Linked DNA regions of Homo sapiens: all the other regions are linked to region 3. Evidence: read pairs that join two places in POLR2A ChIA-PET (ENCODE). Cell type or tissue: IMR-90. All regions are shown on one strand. Region 1 overlaps DNM3 (dynamin 3). Region 2 overlaps DNM3 (dynamin 3). Region 3 overlaps DNM3 (dynamin 3).

Region 1 (2,500 bases), 130 kb after region 3:
AATGTCATTTGGACAAATGAGGAACTCATCTTGTGACCTCTGATGTCAGCCAGGAGCTTTCTATTTTTCTCACCATCCTCCCCCTTTAAAAAACAAATACATAAATTTATCATTGGGCATTGTGATTTTTCATGGAACAGTTTTTATTTTTAGCAACTGGCTTTCAAAGCAAGGAAAGATGTTTTTTTAAGCATAATTACTAAGAATAGAAACAACTTTGAGGTGTTCTTTTTGATTCTTAATATTTAAGGTGTCTCATGACATTTGAAGTCTCTAAATGTCATTAATCATTTGTTGCAGGTTTAATATGAGTTGTCATGATGCTTAATATACTTTAATGAAAATAGAATTTTGGCCACATGCTGTTCATTAAAGAAAATATCCAATTTAATATAAGTCCCTCAATTAAAAATCCCATCAAAAGCCTTGTTCCAATTTCACCATGATTCTGGCTATAACACAATTATTTCATTGGAGTGAATCAATGGTTAATGTCAAAGTTTTTAATTCTTCAAGTCTTGGTTTCAATCTGGTTTAAGTGAAAGTAAAATTAGTTTGGTGGTTTCCTTCTTGAGTCTTGCAAACTTGAGTCTACCTTACACAAACATCTCCATCCTGCCACGGTTCGGATGACTGGCAGTCTGTTTAGGCGAGGCCCAGAAACAGAAAGCAAGTCTTGTGAAAGTCAGAATCTGGGAGCTTTGCAGATGCGTCAAGGTAGCCTTCAGATTGCCTCTCTGTTTTCAATGTGTCCCCTATCTCACTCTTCCAAACATCCTATGCTGTAAGAGGGTAAAAGGAAAAGGAAAATAAGAAAGGATCTACATAAGGCAAAGTACAAGTAACATAAATGCAGACAGCAGCAGTAAATATAACAATATGCTGCTGTTAGCCCAGTGGTAACTGGCATTAAGCTAACCAAACACAACTGCTTCCACATCCCATGACAAATAATAGCAAATAGCTCTGTCATTGTTCTCTTTGGGGCTCTAAATTGTTGAAGCTTCAGCCATTGCAGGGAAAGCCTTCCTGAGTTTCAGGGGACCAAGCCCTGCCCTGAGTTTCACCTGACTGATAGAGGAAAACAGCCAAGACAGGAGTCTGGCAGAGAAGCCACTGGCCAGTGAAAAATGCACAGTAGAGGATTATTATTCTTCCTGCAACCAGTCAGTAGCAAATTGTCACCAGTTGGAATCTGCTGAATATTCCTATATACAAGTTAATGTTAGCTCAAAGAAAGGGGGGTTTAAAAAAAAAAGTTTTGCCCAGTGTAAGCAGATACAGATTTGTAGATGACACACAAGCTAGTACTTCTATTTCATCACTGCACTTCGTTGTTTCCCTCACTTGTAAGAAAAGAATGATTTTTACAGGGAAACCTTCACATTCAGACAGTTCTTGTTATTTCTTGTTTTAACGACGTCAACGATTCATGGCATGACATTGCTCATAGCTCTTTCACCTCTAAATTTTATCCAAGCAACAAATTAGAAGAAAGGACTGCTGGGGAACTTCTTCCTTCTTTCTGTGAAAGATCAGAAGCAATTTTTTTTTTTTTTTTTTTGAGGCGGAGTCTCTATCACCCAGGCTGGAGTGCAGTGGCGTGGTCTCGGCTCACTGCAACCCCTGCCTCCTGGCTTCAAGCGATTCTCCTGCCTCAGCCTCCTGAGTAGCTGGGATTACAGGCGTGCACCACCACATCCAGCTAATTTTTGTATTTTGAGTAGAGATAGGGTTTCACCATGTTGCCCAGGTTGGTCTCAAACTCCTGACCTCAGGTGATCCACCCACCACAGCCTCCCAGAGTGCTGGGATTACAGCCATGAGCCACCACACCAGGCCTAGAAGCAAAATTTAAATAACGTTTACTAGAGTTGCTTTAGCCAATAAGAGCCAGGAAATTAAAAATGAAAATGTAAATGCTTCATCTTTCACTCAGAAACATGCCTTAAATGCCTACCTCCAGCAATGTAAGAAAAACATTGAGGATTTAGCTGAGAGTTTGATGGCTTTTGCTTGCCTGTCATAACTTCATTGCTGCTCAAAGGGAGAATTTTAAAACACTCGACATTGAAATCCTTTAGCTTACCATTGCCAATGTATTGTAAGTGTTGTCGGGGGGAACCCCTGAATCTAAACATATATTTACACCCTTAAGTTGCCAAATTAAATCCATCTGGCTTACCAAATGCTGTCGCCAAAAGACTGTTACACTGTTGGTGTGGCCAGTATTTTAAATGTGGGGGATGGGAGGGCAGTGTTGAAAGGCACTAGATTTGATGATAGAATTTACATGTGCATTGATGCCACATTAAGTATTTACATCAAGTTTAGATCCCATGGCAACTCTGACCAAGAAAGAATTCCTACACAAGGCAAGAAGTCTAAAGCCGCTAGGTATTTGCGCCGTCTCCTCATGGCACTTTTTGCCCTGTGACTGCTTTTCAGGCATCACAGCCACGCAATAGGCAAAACCACAAATAGCAAACACTCTAATTTC
Region 2 (2,500 bases), 58 kb before region 3:
TGCTTTTCCATTTTAATAGTAATAATTACATAATAATAATATTGTAGCTAACACTTACTGTTTACTGTGTGCCAAACACCATTCTAACCTCATTACAAGATGTTAAATTTGAAATATGTTGACATAGACTGTCTCATTTAATTCTTGTAACAAAGATGTGAGTTAGGTAAGGAAGGAATTATTCCCATTTTGCAGATGAGAAAGTTGAGACTTAGCAAAGTTCACTTTTTTAAATCAAGGTTACCCTTCTAGTAAATGGCAGAGTTTGAAGCATAATTTAAGTCTTCAGATTCCTAAGTTACTGATTTTTGCAAACAATTCTCTTATAAATGACATCAAATATATAGGTAATTAAGAGTAAGAGAGCGTGCTTTTTTTTTTTTTTTTTTTTTTTTGCCTGTTTGCGTTCTGAACAAAGAAATGTGGGACTCAGTAAGGTGAGAAAAATGACATTTGCCTCCCTAAAGGATCACTAACATTTAGCCCTTGCAGGAAGAACTGAGGTTGAAGAATGGAGTCCAAGAAGCACAATGTTTCTAACACCAGGAGCTGTATGGATTGGGGATCAGAAGGAAGCTGAGCTGGAACTTAAGATGCCTAAAGAGCAAGAAGGGATTATTAAGCCAGTACAAGAATAATAAAGTATAAAGTTACATCTGAACAAATCAAAAAGCCTATACAGGGAACCAAGATATAATGTGAAACAAAACACTAAGAAAACCTTTTCTTTCATTTTTTTATTTGTAAGATGAATTCAATTTATAGAAGGCAAAATATGTTCAAAAAGAAAAGTTGTGCCTTTGAGAGACAGAAGAAAGCAGATAACATATGTCTGTGGAAAATCCGAGGCTTCAACATACATCAGCATGTCCTTTAAGGTATAAATTGTGTTGGTTTCTATACTTAGATTTCATTCCTAGCGATAGCAAAAGCCAAGTGTGAGGGAAGAGTTTAGAGATAAACATGATAGAGAAGGAAATAAAGGGCATTTTTTACATCCAGCGATTTCAGCCATCCTTCCCTCCCTCAAAACAAAAATTCTGACAAATTTAAGAAATTTATGATTGCTATTGCAGCCAAAGGGCAGTTGAGTAAACGGAAATATATCTTACAGTTTGTTTCCAAAAGTTAAAAAATATTATCATAATTCCTTTTGGTGATTTCAGTATCTCAGGTAGGATAGAATCAACCCTATCTATAAAGATATTTAGGAAGCAAAGTAGCATTATTGCTTAACAAATACCTTGACTAACTAATTAAGGCTTCAGAAAAAGAAGACAGAGAGCGAGATTTTTCTGATTATCATCACTCCGTAATTACTAGTATTTTCCATAACCTAGGTAACTCAGCTGTCTAAGAAACAAAATCCAGCTGAAACTGAACCGTCTAAAGTTTTCCTTCTACAATTTTTTAAGGCCCAGCGCAGGATCCCTGTCATGCTAAAGTCTCTCCTGGATGTCTGGAAAAAGTCTTATAGTCTGGGAGACATTCCAAAATATGTGCAGTGACCATTGCCACAGGCGTGAACTTCTTAATGCATTTTGCAGAAATCTCCTCCACAATGAAATTGATTACTGTCTGAAAGGATTTTTTTCCCCTTTTCAAAATAGCAAGCAGCTAGAATATGCTTTTCTTATGTTTTATTACATCCTTAAGTATCTCATGTGGACTGAATGTGACTGGAGAAAGTTACCGGTCTGAATCTGATACATAATGTCTAGTTTAAAACAATTTTTTTACATTGATGGGTTAGATGAACAGCGAAAGGAAAAACTCTGGATGTTTGAAGACTACACATACAAAATTGTACACTGATTACTAAAACTTGAGTTTCTGCACAGTTTTCCTGCTGCAGAAACTGAAATAAGATCAGAGAATAAATGTGAAGAAATGGATTTTCAAGGAACAGGTGGAAATTGAAAAGAAAATGGAACCTGGAGTTTTGTGAGTGTGTCTGTCTGCCTTATGAGAATGACATTTATGAGGATGAAGGAGGGTTGGAGGGTTTGTTGTAATGCTTTTACATAATCAAGATCAAATTGTTCAAGCTCTTTAATGTTATCTATTTGTTGTATTTAGCAAAGGAATGAATTTGTAGCTAATAGGCAGTAATTTGGTTTTTATTCACCTAATAGAAATATTGTAGCAGAGCTGTCACCAGGCTTGTTGTAATGTCAAACAAAAAGTCTGATAAATGAGAAAAAAAGGATATACAGGGAATATATTGCAATTGCAATCATAGCAAAGAAAGAACAGAAAGGATGTCGATTATGAGATTTCTAATTCTTGATTTTGTAGCAGTTTCCATATTCTTGCTAGAAGCTGGAAAGTTGCTCAGTCCCTGGTATCAATCACACCTCAGCTAGACACTGAGGCTAGTCACTGCTGCTGGAAGATTTCTTCCTGACAATGATTCATATGAGCCAATTGTCAGGAGTTTTGAAGTTCTGAAATAGAAGTTGATGTATGTCTTTTACTGTGGTGCAGTCACTGAACATAT
Region 3 (2,500 bases):
TGATCCTGCTTGTTACAAGTTTCCCAATTCTCAATACTGCATCTTTTTCCTTTAAGAGTGTCCCTCTAGTTGTGAAATAGCATCATTAGGAAATCCTAGGTACACCAGAGAGGAGGGGGAAAATATTTTTAAAGGGAGCCTGGAGAGGGATGGATTGGAGAACCAAAATTCTCGGCCCATTTGGTTTATTTGATTCACCAACCACACCCAGACAGAAATCAAATATAATTTGGTAATATTTTTATGAACTAAGTCTGTGACAATTGAATTCACAGCTAAGATATATTCTCATGAAAGACAACATAATTTCTTGAGTATGAAATGCCTGTGACTTAAAGCAAGCAATTTAAATTCTTTATTGTTTTTCAAATGAAACTCTGAAATGAAATAGGAGTATGACGTCCTACTTGGATGATTGTTTCTGCCTTTTTTGAGGGAGAAAAATAGCAAGTTAGTGCTTTTCAACGTTTTTAAATGTCATTAAAAGATTTTGGAGGAATTCTTCATGCTTAAAACACCTGTGTGAAGTCTAGATTCATTTTTCTAGGGGAATCAGGCATCGTACTTTTCAGGAGCCTTTGCGTATTTCAAACAAATAGATTGATAGGATAGAATCAGCAACTTCAGTTGCTTTCTTCCCAAGGATTCAGTTTCTCTCTTCCCAAGGATTTAAACTGGAGTTGTAACCGAAGCCATTAGTAGTGCCAGCAAGGATTTTGGTCAAAGTGTTTGAGGCATTCATGTTCAGGTTTCTGTCCAAAGACTGTGTTGATGAATGAGCCCAACACGGCTATGTAAAGTTCAAGAACAAAAAGAAATTATGTCCTTCACAGCAAGTTTACTTTTCTTCTAGGATTTCAGAGCAAACACATTGCCCTCTCTCCACCTATTTTCCGGAACAAGTATTTGCTTTCCCCACTACCCTCGTCAGACAAACACTGCAGCTTGGGACAGAAGTGTGCCTCCATTTGGAAACCATAGAACAACCCCAGCTGCTATTCATTAATGATAGGGGACCCAATCGCTAGTTGTAAACATGCTACAGAAAAAATATGATCAATTCTAAGAGACATGCTTTAAATGAGACACTGTAGTGGTAAGCTGTAAGAGAACTGATAGATCACTATTCTACCTTAAAAGAGATTGATACAAATGATTGCTAGGCTTTGTTAAAAAAACTAGCTTTTCTTTTTGAAAGCTATTAGTCACTCTGAAGAACTGGATTCAAGATATTATCTGTCTTGTTTCAGGCTTTTATTTCAAAGAATAAGTTTATATTTTGGTTACTTATGTTAAGGATGGAATTAAAGTGAGTTGTGTGCTGCAGCTTCCTTTTAGCCAGTGTGGTGGTGATTTTGTGAATTTGTGATAGCGTGGGGCCCCCAGGCTGAAGCCAGTAGTGAGACAGCAAGTGTTCAGGTATTTCAGTCAGCAACCTAGGGAGCAGAGCTCTTCAGAAATGAATAAGCAGGATTGCGAAAATATCCCTAGCTGGGCCCAGCCTGAAGGAAATGTTTAAATACCAATATCTCTTTGGCCGTCTTAGAGGCCTCCCAAGAACAAAAATAAAGGAAACTAAGGGCATGTTTTATTGACTATTGGAATAATCAGGTTTTTAGCAATAACATGTAGAATATAGTAAGAAAAAAACTTACGTCAAATAGTAGAATAAACATAAAAAGTCCAAAGAGGATTATTCTTCAAGTCTATTGCTGTTTCAATTCAGTTAGAGTTGAATAATGGCATCTCTGGCAGCCATAAGTGTTTTCTATTATTAGCAGTGTTACCATATACTATCCTGACATTACTAAAGTAATAACACCTTGCCTAGGAGTTCTTGAATTTGAAAAAAAAAAAAAAGCCTTTAAGCCAAACAGCACTTGTAACTATAATGCTAAATGAAGATAATTGAGCTACTTCAATCATGCACTCAAGATATTAATAATAAACCTGTCTTTTAAAAATAACAATTTACAAATAAGAATCTTTGTGTGACTTAACATTGCATGTCTAATATATTTTCAGTTTTCTTTAGTTGACTTATGGTGACACCAACTTACCCATAAAGAATGTCTTTAGTACCTATACCTGCTGAAAAAAAATACTGTGAAGGTTTGAATTATATTCCTTACACATAAATTATATTATTCTGCTTCAACTTGCTGCATTCAAAGGGAAACTATTTACTGGCATGTGTAATTAATTTTAATTAACACACAGCCTCAGCAAAGGGAACCGACATGGTACAAGCCTTGGTAGAAAATGTTAGTCACACTCTGCAGCTAACTCTGAGCAGATGCATAGTTTCATGAAGAAAATATTTGCAACGTCTAACTGTAGCGAGTTTTTCTCCTTTCTTTCTTTTTCTAATTTTGAAACTGCCTGTGTTTATTTCTTAGAATCTGAAAAAAAAAAGTACTGTGGGTATAAAGGAACAGTTTCAAAAAATGCAGTTGCAGAGAGTAGTTTTGACTATTCAAACAAGTAACTGCCTTTGCTC

What was found. Peaks named below come from ENCODE experiments on the same cell type or tissue, not always from the same donor. Only the 100,000 strongest peaks of a DNase experiment are listed, where the experiment ranks them.
Region 1: POLR2A ChIA-PET joins it to region 3 with 13 read pairs; 7 of 35 experiments call an interaction of 5 or more read pairs at or near these places.
Region 2: POLR2A ChIA-PET joins it to region 3 with 18 read pairs; 2 of 35 experiments call an interaction of 5 or more read pairs at or near these places.

Annotation. Positions count from the first base shown.
Region 1 is chr1:172,393,629-172,396,128 of GRCh38, forward strand. The region is part of intron 20 of DNM3 (dynamin 3); the gene reads left to right. LOC102724528 (a long non-coding RNA gene) reads right to left here. Exons shown (of 3, transcript XR_001738294.3): 3 at 123-782. Among named protein-coding and RNA genes, the nearest start is that of C1orf105, 26 kb to the right of the region's middle. In IMR-90, no CTCF peak of the experiment used is centred here; no DNase peak of the experiment used is centred here.
Region 2 is chr1:172,209,944-172,212,443 of GRCh38, forward strand. All of the region lies in intron 14 of DNM3 (dynamin 3), which reads left to right. Among named protein-coding and RNA genes, the nearest start is that of DNM3OS, 66 kb to the left of the region's middle. In IMR-90, no CTCF peak of the experiment used is centred here; no DNase peak of the experiment used is centred here.
Region 3 is chr1:172,268,414-172,270,913 of GRCh38, forward strand. All of the region lies in intron 15 of DNM3 (dynamin 3), which reads left to right. Among named protein-coding and RNA genes, the nearest start is that of DNM3OS, 120 kb to the left of the region's middle. In IMR-90, no CTCF peak of the experiment used is centred here; a DNase peak (open chromatin) is centred at 1,458; H3K27ac peaks cover 133 bases.